Linked DNA regions of Homo sapiens: region 2 is linked to region 1. Evidence: chromatin loops called from intact Hi-C (ENCODE). Cell type or tissue: HepG2. All regions are shown on one strand. Each heading gives the region's core, and the rest is flanking DNA. Links, peaks and the distances in the headings are about the cores only. Region 1 holds the start of REG3G (regenerating family member 3 gamma). Region 2 holds the start of REG3A (regenerating family member 3 alpha).

Region 1 (8,470 bases), core at 1,212-6,211:
TTACTTTCAAGATGGTATTGCCACCAGGGCAGTGCTTGCTGCCTATGCTGAGGCAACATGAGAGAGTACCGTACTGCATACTGCTAGCCCAGTAAAAGACCAGTATTCAAAATCTGATATAAGCCTTCTAGGGAATGCATATCACTTTCCCACCATGATACGGTAGAAAAATTATAAGTAGAACTATCATAAATCACAGACCATCTGTGTAGGGAAAAGTAACCTCTTCAGGATATTGAATCTGTCTCTCTAAAACATGATATATTTCTTCGTATATTAAAGTCTTCTTTAAAGTTTAAAAAGTTTTACATGGTCTTGACTATTTTTGTCGGATATATTTCTAGATCCTTTATATTTTTCTTCCTATTAAAAACAGTATCTTTCTTAAAAATACCCTTTCTAACTCTATTGTTGGAATACAAATGTTCATTTGGGATTTATATGTTGATCTCACATTCTTCTTGTTTACTAAATTTATCCATTAATTCTAACAACTAATTTGAAGAGTCTTCTGGGTTTTCTATGGAGACAGCATGTCATATGCAAATAGTGACAACTTAATTTACTTTTTCCCTGTTTAAATTTTTTTTTCTTTTCTAAGTGTACTTTCTATCACACGATATTGTTAAATAGAATCAATGAGGGTGGTACATTTGTATATTTCTGATTTTTTAAGGAAGTCTTGTCAGTAGTTTACTTTTGAGTCTCTATAGATTTCTTTACTGTGTTAAAGCTATTCCTGTCTAACTCTGGTTTTTAAGACTTTTTATCAGTTACTAATAGGTTTTGAATTTCACTTAACAATTTTGTTCTTTTAAAATGACTATATATTTTTTTCCCTTTTAACTTCTGAACTTGGAAATTGCATTAATAGTTCATCATAATAAACTATCATTACATTTCCAAGATTAACTCTTCTTTCTCTTCATTTATTATATAAAACAATGAATTCAATTTGTTTTGTGTTTTGTTCAGGAACTTTGCATCTGTGTTCTTGAGTCAGATTGTCCTTCAAATTTCTTTCTCACGATGGCCCTGAATTTTTCTTTTTCTCAAAATTTTCCACCAATATTTTAGATAAAAACCCAAAGACAATAGTGTTATGAATCATTATGTACCTACCACCAAGCAACAACTCTCATGACCTCAAGTCCTCTCTTGTTTTATCTGTCTCTCTCTTTCTTTATCTCTATCATGCTTGATTATTTTGAAGTAAATTCTGAATAACCATTTCATCTGTAAATATTGTGTTATGTATCTTAAATGATAAGGATACTTTAAATAATATTATTTCAATATTATAATTACATCTGAACATGATATAGTCCTTTAACATTATCAAATGCTCACTTTTACCCAATTGTTTTATAATTATATTTTTTATTTAATTTGTTCAAATCAAGATCCAAACATGGTTCACACATTTTATTTGATTGATATATTTTTCACATGTTAAGAGTGAGATGTTGTTTTATTTCCTTAAATTCACTTGCTGGGGAAATGTACTTATTTGTCCTGTAGAATTTCCCACCTTCTAAATTTTGCTGATGGTATTCCTGTGTTGTAATATAATACCATCCCCATGTCCTATATTTTCTGGAAATTGCCAGCTAGATGTTAACCAGAGATCTCAAACTGTTTTGATCTCAGGACCCTTTAACACTCTTAAAAAATATTGAGGACACTCGAAAAAAAATTTTGTTCATGTGAGCTATTGATATTTATAATAATATATAGTAAAAGAGAAAAGTTAAAAATATTCATTTACTAACTCACTTTGAACTTTTTTGAAAACATGTTAACAAAAGACCCATATGTCAGTAAGTGAAGTTTGTCTTGGTTTATTTTTCAAGTAAAAATGGTGTTCCATGAAATAGTGAACTAAAACTCAGTGTTACAAATTATTTCCCTCAAGACAACCATTATACTTTAGCATGTCAGCTTCCCATTTAGTCATACAGAATATTCCCTCTAGATGTATTCAAGGGTTGAGATTTACTGAAGCCAATTCACTACCCTGATTCATCAAGTTCAAGGGCATTTTCAAGTAAAAATGGCTTTATTTTGTTTCTTGCAAGTGCGTGGATATGAGCAATGCAATTTGGTGCCACTGCCTTGATTGATGTTAAGGCACCAGAACTTCTATCCACCATTTATTTTGCCTCATCAGTGCAAATGTCAACATAGCGAAAATGACGAATAACACTTTAGTATAATTATGAAAATTATAACTGCACAACCACTCCAAACAGGCCCTGAAGACCCCCATTGGTGTGTAGATCACAATCTAAGAACGCTACTCTGAGATATCAAACTGTCAGCGCAGAACTACAATAAACCAAGGAACTATCTCTTGGTCTTCTCACACAAAGGTAGCTGGAAGGCAAATCTATTTAACTGCTGTTCCATAAGACCCTGGCTTGCCTAATGACTCACAAGATTATTTCAAGCTTCTTTTACATCTTGCTGTGAAGTTGAAGTAGCAACACTGAACCAGTGCTGCTGCTTCTGGTTTCTATTGTTTCTTTATTTCGACTAATACATTGTCTTTGCCAACACATCTAATTTTAATGCCCACCCAATTTTTATTTATTAATTTATTTTAAATGTTACTAGATAAGGTATAAAGGAATTCATATGTATGCCTATAGAAGTGAGCTCCTGGCACGTTGATCAAAAACAAACTTTTGACATTTCTCATAACTATGTAATATCATAATATTTTCTAAACTATATAATACCAGGCTCACAAGACTGCCTTTATTCCCTTAAGTTTCTCAGAAGAAGATATCTGGAAGAGGGTGGGAAAAGTGCAAACTTCAACTGTTTGTGGGGAAAGTGCCGGCCTGCTACAGAGAAAAAGGCAACATCTGTAACAATTCCCAGCCTTTGCCAGGAAGAGTCTCCTCCCCTTGGCATAATCTTTTTGAACCAATGCCAAGCCCTCTCCATGACCCCTGTCCCGCCTACATATTGCCGTTATTCACTCCAGTGACCATCCCTGAGATCTTTTTATAAAAAACCCAGTCTTTGCTGACCAGACAAAGCATACCAGATCTCACCAGAGAGGTAAGTGGGAGCTGAGAGAAGATGAGACCTGTGGAAGGGCAACCTCACATAATACAGGAGAACGCATGGGAGGGTCCCTTCCTCAGGGAGCACAGGAGCTCTGAGACTCAGCAAGGCTGTACTGGGAGGTCTCAGGGATGGGTGAGTACACAGATTCACAGCTCATTCAGAACTGTAGAAGATGATGAATGTGACCAAGATCACTTCAGTCCTAGGGGACTACAGAAGGAAAAAGACAAGAGGCAGTAGGATATCTGTGTGTCCTCCCGCTGACCACACTTCCTTTAGTGACCCGATTGCCTCCTCAAGTCGCAGACACTATGCTGCCTCCCATGGCCCTGCCCAGTGTGTCCTGGATGCTGCTTTCCTGCCTCATTCTCCTGTGTCAGGTTCAAGGTGAGATTTCTCTGCCTCTAGCACTGGGTTCCCTATGAATCCTCAGAGCCAAGAAAAGGAGGAAGGCTCCTGTGTGTCACGTGAGGTAATGACGTGGTGTCTAATGAAACTGCCTGCAGTTCCTGCATCATCACTCCTTCCTTCATGTTAACTTGCAGTGGGAGGCTCCACTGTGGTCCACTAACAATGGAATGAGATGGCTTCCATTTAGTCAGTGGACTCTAATATACACTGGTGGGAAAGTGTGGAGGGTCAGCAATGAGATGTGGGGAGGGACAATGATTGGAGGACCCAATATAGAGATAGCCCACAGTGAAGAGAGTGTTGAATGGTTGAATAAGGGGAAAGGGTAATAACAGACTAGATGGTGGCCCATTTAGTAGGGCTATTTTGAGATAAAGAACTTCTGAAAACACAAGGGAAGATGAAGAGCTGTCAGGAATGTGGTCTTCCTCCCCAAGGGCAGACCTAGATATTCCCCAAGGTCATCTCCCACCCACCCCCTACTCTTCATTTTACTCTCTCCCTTTTCTTCCACCCCAGGTGAAGAAACCCAGAAGGAACTGCCCTCTCCACGGATCAGCTGTCCCAAAGGCTCCAAGGCCTATGGCTCCCCCTGCTATGCCTTGTTTTTGTCACCAAAATCCTGGATGGATGCAGATGTGAGTGGTTAGATGTGGGGTTGGAGGTGATAGGGGAAAGTCCATGCAGGTCTCAGGGGGAGGAGGGTCTCCTTCAGGAGAGTTCCTTGGGAATGAGGATGAACACGCTTATCTTTCACACAGTCCTCCTCCCACCTACCTTTTCCCTGCCCTCCCTCAGTGGGTCTCAGGCTCCATCTCATTCTCTTTGTCCCCCTCAAAGCTGGCTTGCCAGAAGCGGCCCTCTGGAAAACTGGTGTCTGTGCTCAGTGGGGCTGAGGGATCCTTCGTGTCCTCCCTGGTGAGGAGCATTAGTAACAGCTATTCATACATCTGGATTGGGCTCCATGACCCCACACAGGTGCGAGTATATCCTCCCCTCTCTGTTACCTCTCAAGGTACTGTTGTTGCCCAGGCGCACTCCCTGTCCCCAGTCCCTGCCCAGGAAGTACTTTAGGGAGCACTGGAGCTCAGATTCTGGGGGACATTTGGGAGAATAGGAAGTCCATGAGGCAGCTGAAGAGCTGAATTCTACGGAGATCCCTAGTCTTTAAAGAAAATTAGTCGGACTCTTGTAAAACTTTTACATAATTCTCAAGGGAATCCTTACAAATCAATTATCTGAGCTTCAGGGAGTCTGTATCTATTATTCTGAGGGAATTCTAAATTAAGATAGGATCAAATTTTGCCCCCATACAGAATAGACATTATCTTTGAGGTTCGCAGGCTAATCACAAATGCTACACCAATTATTGTTCTGCAAGTAACATATTACCTTGAGTGATTCCAAAGTTCTTGTGTTTATTGGTTGGGATTTTCCCAAAGCAATGAGGAGTTAAGGAAAAGATTCCAGTGCAGAGGACTCTAGGGCAGCATCTGGAAGATCAGACCAAAATCCCTGATGCTGGGGAGGAATCAGGTGTTACAGCTCAGGGGCCATGCAAAGAGACCTGCAATGGCCATTTTCTTCACCTGGCTGCCTCCTCTTCTCTATAGGGCTCTGAGCCTGATGGAGATGGATGGGAGTGGAGTAGCACTGATGTGATGAATTACTTTGCATGGGAGAAAAATCCCTCCACCATCTTAAACCCTGGCCACTGTGGGAGCCTGTCAAGAAGCACAGGTAAGAAACAGAAGAGCTGCCTCTTCCCAGCACTTTCCACTCCTCATCCCCAATTTCCTGACCTTCAGGAAATCCTTTTCAGCTAGGTAATGCAGTGTTTATGTGCCTTCTCCCGTCTCCTCTCATCTCTGCCTTCTTTGAGTCTCATTCTCCTGGATTGAGAAACTGGTGAAGATGAGAGAGAAGCTTTAAATCCTAGGCTAAAACCTGGGATGCCTCTTCACTGGGTTCACAAGTTCCCCCAGCCCCATGCCTTTTATATTCTGTCTCCCTAGGATTTCTGAAGTGGAAAGATTATAACTGTGATGCAAAGTTACCCTATGTCTGCAAGTTCAAGGACTAGGGCAGGTGGGAAGTCAGCAGCCTGAGCTTGGCGTGCAGCTCATCATGGACATGAGACCAGTGTGAAGACTCACCCTGGAAGAGAATATTCTCCCCAAACTGCCCTACCTGACTACCTTGTCATGATCCTCCTTCTTTTTCCTTTTTCTTCACCTTCATTTCAGGCTTTTCTCTGTCTTCCATGTCTTGAGATCTCAGAGAATAATAATAAAAATGTTACTTTATACGTATATGCTTTTGTTTCATTCTTATAGTAAGAGCCTTTGGAAGAGGAGGGAGAAGTTGGGGGAGAAAAAAACACTGAGTCTTGGCTCCTCCCAATTTCACCCAGGCCTAAGGTGAAATTACTATATGAGTGTCCCCATCAGTGTATTTGTGATGAAGGTGCGGGCCCTGCTCAGACAGGGTTTGTGTCATGAAGACATGAAGACAGTGCTTCCCCACACACTCACTGCCCACACATTGTCCCTGACGTTGTGACACAATCAGCCCTAGGGGAGTCTGATATTACTTAAAACAGAACTTCTCAAATAATTTTCTGTGAAGGATCTTTTTTTTTCATTAATTTGCAATCTACCTTGCATGGTGACTTTTGTAAAATACAGTAAAAAATGAATTACTTAAACTTCTGGTTACAGTGTTGACATAGAGAGCTTTGGAAACTGTTACTCTTTTCTTTAAAACAAGAAAAATCTGAATAAACTTAAAATCAACAACTTTCCTTTGGGCTAATGAGAGAACTGAGGTAGCAGGGCAAGTTGATACCCCAATATCTGGAAAAGCACCCAAATACACAGAGTTGTTTACATTTCTGCTTACCTGGAGCAAAAGCCTCTAGAGCTACAAGCTGTTAGGAACATTTAAATGGTGATTTTGAAAAATTGCTGGATGTTGAGTGCAGCTTGGCATTAAGAGTGAGAAACTCACGGAAGTTGCACTCCTATGAAAGCCCTCACGCCTTCATGGATTTTACCTTCAGGAATCCCAACAGGTTCTCTTCGTGGAGAGTCAAAAATAATTCTCTCATGGCTTTGTCAGGAAGAGTAGAAAAGAAACCATTTCTAAATCAGCCCAGAGCATTCTCAATAACAAAGACCTACTTCCAGGTAAAAAGACCTTATGAGCTTCGTATCATGCCTAAGCATGAGTGCATTTACGTCCACTCCAGCCACATCTAGCCTTCTCATCTTACCTAACAGAAAGAGACCTAAGAAACATTTTTGAAAGTCATGGCCATGGGGCATAGACTCACAAAAATACTGAGATTTAATCATAAAATTATATGATACTTCCCCTTGCTCAGACACTACCACATCAATAGGGATCCAGTTTAATGACAATAGATCACAATTGAGGAGCTGCAAGGTACACTACTTAAGGAAGAATTATTAGGAAATGACAAAGGCAATAGGAGAGACAAAAACAAGGACACAAGAGAAATTTTAAGCCTCTTGCACCTACAGCTATAGCAAACATTAAACACAAACTAAATCCTAGTGAGATTAATGAAAAGCCTTACACGAAAGGTCTTTTACTTCAGTTGTTATTACTCAATACATCAAGTGAAGCTTTCAAGAGAAACTAAAAATTTTGCTGAACAATAAGAAAAAGCATAGTCTGAAGAGATAAAACAAACATGAAAACCAGACTCAAATATGGTACAGATTTTGGAACTATTAGGAAACTTAAAATAACTATGATTGATGTGATAAGGGCTTTGATGAAGAAAATGGACAATGGGAAAGAAAAGATGCATAATATATGCAGAAAAATAGAAACTGTATAACAGAATCAAAAGATAATGCTACACATCAAAAGCAATATAATAGAAACAAAGGAATTTTTTTTTTTTTTAGAGATGGAGTCTCGGTCTGTCACCCAGGCTGGAGTGCAGTGGCACAATCTCGGCTCACTGCAACCTCTGCCTCCTGAGTTCAAGCGATTTTCCTGCCTCAGCCTCCCGAGTAGCTGGGAGTACAGGCGCCTGTCACCACACCCAGCTAATTTTTGTATTTTTAGTAGAGACCAGGTTTTACCAGAGACCAGAGGCCAGGCTGGTCTCGAACTCCTGACCTCAGGTGATCCACCCGCCTCGGCCTCCCAAACAGGATGTTTTTGAAGGGCTTATCTGTAAACTGGACCTGGCCAAGTAAAGAATCAGTAAGCTTGAAAATAGCTCAACAGAAACTTCTCAAACTGAAATGCAAAGAGAAAATAGAGTGAATGAGCAGAACGAATATCTAAGAACTGTGGGATAATTTTTAAACTCTAATATGTATATAATTTCAATATAAGAAGGAGAAGAAAAAGAAACAAAAGAAAAATTTAAAGTAATAACGATCATGCATTTTCCAAAGTTAATGACAGACACTAAACCCTAGATCCAAGAAGCTCAGAGAACAGCAAGTACAATAAATATCAAAAAACCAATCCTAGGCATATCCTATTCAATCTTCAGAAAACCAAAGACTAAGAGAAAATCTTGAAAGAATCCAGAGAGTTTGGGGGACAGCTTACCCATAGAGGGTCAAGGACAAGAATTAGAATAGATTTGTCATCAGAAACCATTAGGGGAATAAACTACGTAACGAATTGGAAGGCATAATGACCAAACTAGAATTTTATAGCCAGCAAAATTATCCTTCAAAAGTGAATGACAAATAAAAGACTTTCTCTGACAAACAAAAAAGGGAATTCATTTTTAGCAGAACTACTTGGGAAGAAATATTGAAAGAAGTTTTTTTTGGGAGAAGGGAAATGATATAGGTCTGAAACTCAGATCTATTTAAAGAGTGTTTAAAAAAGTCATAAAAAAGTTAAATGAAATATTTTATTTACCTTATTTTTCATCAAGCTAATAGATAACCATTGGCCTAAAGGAAATATAGTAATTGTCTTC
Region 2 (8,184 bases), core at 1-5,000, 130 kb after region 1:
CCCTAGAGGCCTGGGTGAATAGGGAAGAAGCAAGACCCATAAAGTTTCCTCCACTCAAACACTTTGTCCTTCTCAGAGTATGGCTATGACACTGGCATATACAAGACAAACAAGTGCAGACTAAAAATTTTATTGCTCTTTAAAGCCTTAGGCCGTATGACAAAATGAAGAGACTGAAATGACAGCGGGGAGGAAGAAACAGAAGAAAGATAAGAATGAGGTGGTCAGGTTGGGGGAATTAAGCGAATATTCTCTTCCAGGGTGAGTCCTCACACTGGTCTCATGCCCATGATGAGTTGCACACCAAACACAGGCTGCTGACTTCCCTCCTGCACTAGTCAGTGAACTTGCAGACATAGGGTAACCTCACATTACAGTTATAATCTTTCCACCTCAGAAATGCTGGAGAGACAGAAGACATAAATGGAATGGGGCTGAGGAAGCTTGTGAATCCAATGAAGGGGCATCCCAGGTTTTAGCCTAGAAGTTAAAGCCTCTCCCTCACCTTCACCAGTGTCCCAATCCAGGAGAGAGATTCAAAGAAAGTGGAGAAGAGAGGAGATAAGAGAAGACACACTAACATTGTATTTTCTAGCTCAGGAAGATTTCCTGAAGGTCAGACCCAGGAATGGGGGATGAGATGGAAAACACTGGGAAGAGGCAGCTCCTCTGTTTCTTACCTGTGCTTCTCGACAGGCTCGCACAGTGGCCGGGGCTTGAGATGGTGGAGGGATTTCTCTCCCATGCAAAGTAATTCATCACATCACTGCTACTCCACTCCCAACCTTCTCCATTGGGCTCGGTGCCCTGTAGAGTAGAGGAGGTAGCCAGGTGAAGGGAATGGCCATTGCAGCTCTTCTTGCATGGCCCCTTAGCTGCAACACCTGATTTGCTCCCCAGCATGAGGAAAGTTGGTCTGCTATTCCAGATGCTGCCGGTGAGTAGGAAACTCTTCCTTGACTCCTCATTGCTATTGGAAAATTCCAGCCAATAAACATAAGACCTTTGGAACAACTCAAGGTAATATATTATTTGCAGAACAATAATTGATGTAGCATTTGTGATTAGCTTGTGAACCTCAAAAGTAATGTCAGTTCTGTATGGGGACAAAAATTGATCCTATCTTCATTAAGAGTTCCTTCAGAATAGTAGGCAAAGACTCCATGAAGCTCAGAGAATTGTTAACCCAGCCTCATATGAGAATTATGTAATACGCCTGAGGAAGGCAGATTGATTTTATCTGAAAGATAGAGACCTCCACAGAACTCAGATCTTCAGATGCTTCATGGCCTTCCCTTTCCCCCCAAATATTCCCCAGAATCTGAGCTCCAGTGCTCCCTGAAGTACTTCCTGGGCAGGCACAGGGGACAGGGAGTGGGCCTGGGCAACAATAGCACCTTGAGAGGTAACAGAGAGGGGAGGATATACTGGCACCTGTGTGGGGTCATGGAGCCCAATCCAGACGTATGAGTAGCTGTTACCAATGCTCTTCACCAGGGAGGACACGAAGGATCCCTCAGCCCCACTGAGCACAGACACCAGGTTTCCAGAGGGCCGCTTCTGGCAGGCCAGCTTTGAGGGCAACAAAGAGAATGAGAGGGAGCCTGAGACCTGCTGAGGGAGGGCAGGGCAAAGGTAGGTGGGAGGAGGACTGTGTGAAAGATAAACGTGTTCATCCTCATTCCCAAGGAACTCTCCTGAATGGAGACCCTCCTCCCCCTGAGACCGGTCACCTCCAACACCACATCTAACCACTCACATCTGCATCTGTCCAGGATTTTGGTGACAAAAACAAGGCATAGCAGTGGGAGCCATAGGCCTTGGAGCCTTTGGGACAGCGGATCCGTGCAGAGGGCAGTTCCCTCTGGGGTTCTTCACCTGAGGTGGAAGAAGAGGGGGGAGGGTAAAATGAAGAGTGGGGCTTGGGGTGGGAGATGACCTTGGGGAATACCTAGGAATGTCCTTGGGGAGGAAGACCACATTCCTGACACCCCTTCATCTTCCCTTATGTTTTCAGAAATTCTTTATCTCAAAATAGCCGTAGTAAATGGAGCACCATCCAGTCTCTTATTACCCTTTCCCCTTATTCAACCATTCAATACTCTCCTCACTCTGGGCTGTCTCTACATTGGGTCCTCCAATCATTGTCCCTCCCCACATCTCATTACTGACCCTCCAGTGTATATTAGAGTCCACTTTCCCACCAGTGTATATTAGAGTCCACTGACTAAATGGAAGCCATCTCATTCCACTGTTAGTGGACCACCATGGAGCCTCCCACTGCAAGTTAACCTGAAGGAAGGAGAGATGATGCAAGAACTGCAGGCAGGTTCATTAGACACCACGTCATTACCTCACATGACACACAGGAGCCTTCCTCCTCTTGTTAGCTCTGAGGATTCATAGGGAACCCAGTGCTAGAGGCAAAGCAATCTCACCTTGAACCTGAGACAGCAGCATGAGGCAGGAAAGCAGCATCCAAGATACACTGGGCAGGGCCATGGGAGGCAGCATAGTGTCTGCGACTTGAGGAGGCAATCAGGAGTCACTAAAGAAAGCGTGGTCAGTGGGAGAACACACAGATACCCCACTGCCTCATGTCATTTTCCTTCTCTAGTCCCCTAGGACTAAAGTGATCTTGGTCACATCCATCATCTTCTACAGTTCTGAATGAGTTGTGAATCTGTGTACTCTCCCATCCCCGAGCCCTCCCAGGACACCCTTGCTGAGTCTCAGAGTTCCTGTGCTCCCTGAGGAAGGGACCCTCCCATGTATTCTCCTGTGTCATGTGCAGTAGCTCCTCCCTGGGTCTCATCTTCTCTCAGCTCCCACTTACCTCTCTGGTGGGATATGGTATGGTTTGTCTGGTCAGGAAAGAGTGGGATTTTATAAGAGGATCTGGGGGAGGGACATTGGAGTGAAGAGTGACAATGAGTAGGCAGGACAGGGGTCATGGGGTGGGGTTGGCATGGACTCTTCCTGGCAAAGACTGGGGATTTTCCCAGATGTTGCCTCTTTCCTGTTGGCAGGCCAACACTTTCCCTAGGAAGAGGTGAAGTTTGCTTTTTCCTCTGCATCCTCCTTGTCAAAGGCCTGTGGCACCAAATGTGATATGAAATCTTCTAATGTGGACATCTGAAAGAGGAGTTCCTCTGGTGGGTTTCTTAAGAACCCACTTCTGGAGGCAAACCTATGTATTTCTTATTACCTTGCCTAGTAAGATTAAATAAATGTTAGGTGTTAAGTGAAGATTTACGGGAATTATAAGTATCATGGACAGTTGAGGACATAGATGGTACTGAAGCTAAGAGTAGGAGTGAGGGTTCAGGGCCATTATGCAAGCATGATAGCTAATTTTGATGAAACTTCAGAATTGTCTGACAAGTCAATACATGAGCCACAATCTTACAGAAAATCAGGTGAATGGACTTGTCTTTCCAGTCTTCAGCAAGAAAGAGCTTCCCCAGTGGAGAATGACAATGGCAATGTGATAGAATAAGAGGTAATGAAGGAAAACAAGACATAAGAAGGACTACAGTCAAATAATGAGGATCAAAGAAGAATGAATAATAGTTAAAGAAGGGAAGAGCAGCCATTGTGTAAAATCATAGGTCAGTTGGCCAGGTGCTGTGGCTCAGGTCTATAATCCCAGCACTTTGAGAGGCTGAGGTGGGAGGATCACCTGAAGCAAGGAGTTCAAGAGCAGCCTGGGCAACACATTAAGACCCTATCTCTACAATTTATATTTTAATTTAAGCCAGTTGCGGTGGTGTGTGCTTGTGGTCCTAGCTACTCAGCAGGCTGAGGTAGGAGGACCTTCAGTTGAACCCAGGAGTTCAAGGCTGCAGTAAGTTATGATCATCCCACTGCACTCCAGCTTAGGCAACAGAGTGAGAGCCTATCTCTAAATTTTTGTTTTGTGATGTTGTAAACATAATTCTGAATTGCATGTAAGTCTCTATTACATCAAAATGCTCACTACTTGTAGGTTGCTCATGAGCTTCCTTGCTGGACTGCCATTTGGCTGTACATTAAAAGCCCTTTTCATTGCATTCTTACTGGGCAAATGGTCAGCTTCATATGGGTATACTGGGAGAAGTTCTTTTAGTCATGTTTATTTTTGAGTTAGCAGTTTGGTGCCTCTGACAAGCATACTACATTGCCCATACACTGGTTCAGGTTCAGTTTGGCCAGTCCAGGAAAAAGTTAGGCTGGGAATTTCTACAGACCCTGACTCTCATGCTATTGTTGTAATATGCCAACTTGTATGCAGATGTTTATAGTAGGGGTCTGTGACGAGGTCATGAGATGTAGCTCATCCTTAATTCACGTCCTCAAAATTCAGTACCCAAAATTCAATGCAATTCCTCAAATAATATGAGAAGAAATATAGCCAGCAGATTATTTTGTTAAAAAGGATTTTTTTCCACAAAATTTATACAACAATATGTAAACACATGGAGGTACGGGGTAGAAGGTAACCAGAGGGTAGAATAGTTACCAGAGGCTGAGACGGGTGAGGGGAGATGAAAAGAGTTTAGTTCATCGTACAAACATACAGCTAGATAGGAGGAATATGTTCTAGCTTTTGATAGCACATAGGGTGACTATAGTTAACAACAATATGTTGTATATTTCAAGATACCTAGGAGAGAAGATTTGAAATGCTGACAGTTTATTATTAAAACTCACTTTTGTTCTTAATTGAAATAGTGTGACCTTTGTAATAAGCCTTAAGGTTATAAAATCCCTAAGTGCAATGTGAAATTTTCTTTGCAATGACACTCACTAAACTCACTAAAGTTGAGTTGTTTTTGTTTTATTTTTCATTGTTTCTTCATAACAATGCTTATTAACCAAGCACTGAGAAGTTTGTTTAAATATTATATTTCTTGAGCTGGTTTTGAGTTATATAAAAATCTACTTCTTAGGGATGACACAGGAATTCTTATTCTTGATGTAACCAAGGCTGAGTTTTAAGGAGCTTCCTTTGCCAAAAGATGTCCAATTTGTACTTTTATCCCTATTATCTTCTGAATCAGATATTTGCAGATAAGACTTAGTAGTCATTCTTAGAATTATAAAAGTGAAAACTGATCTCTTTGCAGGAGCCTAATATATTTGTTTCAAGGATGGTAAAATGTAGAGGTTTCCTGGAAGATGGCTCAGCAGGGTCCATGTCAAAAATAGCCTTGAACTGTATCTCACTGGAGATTTATCACTAAAGTGCACCCCTTTGAGATATATTAACCAGATGTCCAGAATGCCACTTTGGTCCTTTCATCTTATCCTAACACTGTCAGAAGAATTGGGAAAGGGATAAGATTAGGTGCTGAGCAACTATAAAACAGGAAAAAGGGACAAAACTTCAAAGCCCCTGAGGCCAATGAGGGAAGTTATTAACATCAAAGAACTGGAAAGCTGATAACATAGCTACTGAAATTTGGTCAATTATACGTAAGCCATGAACAGTAACTATCATATGACCTGTGCAGTTATTGGAGGCAATAATTTTTATCAGAAAACTGTGTTAATATTTATTTGGTTTCAAATTTTCACATTGATCTTGGAAGAGTTCCCTGTTCATATCATGTTTGCTCTTCTAACGTTATCTATTTGGGTATTTTAAAAAGGCTATTGCTTTTTATTGATTTTTCTTTTAGAATAAGCTAGTTATAATACAAAATGTTCATTTGGGAAAAAATTAAGATAATGTTTTCAATTAATTACCATAAATCATACTCAAACAGCTTGTGGGTGATAATTTTGCAGATCTGAACTGTTCACAATGTATCAGAGTTCACATTTCTTGTGGTAGCAAATAAAAATAAAAATAAGAAATAATTCCATAGTCATGTTGCTTTTCTTTTTGTAATAAATTATCTTTATCATACAGAAAACATTTAACAAACAAGTATAGGTTGACCATCTAGAATCTACAGCGATAATATCTTGCCATCTTTTTTAGCTTTATTTTTTAGAGAAATGAAGCAAAAAGAAGTAATACAATCAAATTAATATTAATAAAATGATAAATAATACATTAATATTAATGATTAATAAAATGATAAATAATAAATGATATAATAAATAATATCATTAATAAAATGATAAATATAATAAAATTATAAATAATAATAATTAATATTATTTTAAAAAATAATATTAATAAAATGATAAATAAATAGTAGTCCATTTATGTTATTCCTCAGTCCCACTTATTTCCATGCTTCTCCATTACCAATTTTATAATTATTTTTCATATATATATATATATTTTGCAGTTGCAAGGTTTAATAGAGTGTAAACAGAGCTCCCATACAAAGGGAGGGGACCCAAAGAGGGTAGCCATTGCTGGCTCAAATGCCTGGGTTTATATCCTGATCATTGTCCCCCACGCTGTGCTCTCAGGTGATAGATGATTGGCTATTTCTTTACCTCCTGTTTTTGCCTAATTAGCATTTTAGTGAGCTCTCTTTACTACTTGATTGGTCAGGTGTGAACTAAGTTGCAAGCCCCGTGTTTAAAGGTGGGTGCAGTCACCTTCCCAGCTAGGCTTAGGGATTCTTAGTCAGCCTAGGAAATCCAGCTAGTCCTGCTCTCAGTCCCCCCTCTCAACAGGAAAACCCAAGTGCTGTTGGGGAGGTTGGCCAATGATTGCTCTAACTGCTTCCTGCTGAACTGGGGTGTAGTAGGGGTTGTGCAGTTGAGATTTCCTCGGGAGAGTTGCCTTCAATGTCATTAACATTGGAGCATGAGGCTAGCAGGCCAGTCCAGGGGTCTGCAGTAGATCTTAGTCATGGACTGCATCTGGGGCTCCATTTGAAGAACCATTTGTAGTTTTACAGCTTCGATTCTGGAAGAGACAAACTTAACAAGGAGGTTAAAGGTACAGGGATTGAAAGGTATGGCCTGCAGTGCAGGGGTTATTTCTTTGGCACACTTCACAGGCCCTGACTATCTGCTTGATAGTTTTGAAAAGGCCTGGTCCAGTAAATAATAATTTGGCCATCTGATGGGTGCTATCAATGTCTAAGTGAAAGTTTTGGTGAAGGGTTTTAAGTAATTTCCATTGGTTAGCTGCAGGCAAAAGTATTTTTCCTTCTTTGGTGGCTAGCCATCCTCAGGGGAGGAAAGTATGTCCTCATGAGGTTCCCCATTCTATTCATCCTGCTGAGTACTGGGGCTTGGTTTCCTGGAGGGGGTTACCCCACACTAGGGGTCCCTCTATAAGCATTTCTGATGGAGGGTCCTGTCTTGCAGCTCTTTTGGCTTCAATATCTGCTTGGTGGTTCCCTTCTATTTCCCTTTCCTTTCTTCTCTGATGACCCTAGCAGTGTAAGACTGCCACCTCTTTGGGTTTCTGTACAGCCAATAATAATCTCCTAATGGCTTCCTGATGGTTGATAGGTTTTCCCTCAGAAGTTAGGAATTCCCTTTCTCTCCATATTGCTGCATGGGCATGGAGGACTAGGTAAGCATACTTAGAGTCTATATGTATATTTACCCTTTTTCCTTCTCCTAATTCTAGTGCTCGAGTGAGGGCTATTAGTTATGCCGGCTGAGCACTAGTTCCTGGAGTGAGGGGATTATTTTCAAGTATTCCATTATCCCTGACCACTTTTCAAGGTCCTTTTTCTACAAAGGAACTTCCATCAGTATACAAGTTAAGGTCGGAATCAGTCAAGGGAACCTCTAAAAGGTCCCCTCGAGCGGGGTAGGTTTGAGCAATTACTTGTTGACAGTTATGTTCTATCTTTTCTTCATTGTCTGGAAGAAATGTGGCTGGGTTAAGAGTTGCAAAGGCGCGCAGTTGCAGCACAGGCCCTTCAAGTAATAGAGCCTGATGTTTAAGTAAACGATCGTCTGACAGCCACAAGTCTCCTTTAGCAGTGAGTATGCCGTTCACATCATGAGATGTCCACACAGTAAGATCTCTTCCATGTATTATTTTAACTGCTTCAGATACTAAGACTGCTACCGCTGCCACTACCCATAAACAATGAGGCCAACCCTTTGCCACTGCATCAATTTCCTTACTCAGGTATGCCACAGTTGGCAAGTTCATCCCTCGGACCTGTGTAAGGACTCCTAGAGCTATTTCTGTTTTTTTCTGTGACATTTAAAGAAAAATCTTGCCCCTTTGGCAAGCGTAACACTGGAACTTGGGTTAGAGCCTTCTTT

What was found. Peaks named below come from ENCODE experiments on the same cell type or tissue, not always from the same donor. Only the 100,000 strongest peaks of a DNase experiment are listed, where the experiment ranks them.
Region 2: a loop joins it to region 1, with 29 times the contacts of the local background. A loop is called at or near these places in 2 of 110 quality-filtered maps.

The regions. Positions count from the first base shown.
Region 1 is chr2:79,022,705-79,031,174 of GRCh38, forward strand. REG3G (regenerating family member 3 gamma) reads left to right here and starts at 2,998. Exons shown (of 6, transcript NM_001008387.3): 1 at 2,998-3,069; 2 at 3,279-3,465; 3 at 4,009-4,127; 4 at 4,330-4,467; 5 at 5,103-5,229; 6 at 5,505-5,797. The coding sequence starts at 3,390. The coding sequence ends at 5,572. In HepG2, for the core only: no CTCF peak of the experiment used is centred there; no DNase peak of the experiment used is centred there.
Region 2 is chr2:79,156,892-79,165,075 of GRCh38, forward strand. It overlaps REG3A (regenerating family member 3 alpha), which reads right to left and starts at 2,862. Exons shown (of 6, transcript NM_002580.3): 1 at 2,837-2,862; 2 at 2,439-2,548; 3 at 1,760-1,878; 4 at 1,435-1,572; 5 at 681-807; 6 at 115-402. The coding sequence starts at 2,514. The coding sequence ends at 335. In HepG2, for the core only: no CTCF peak of the experiment used is centred there; no DNase peak of the experiment used is centred there.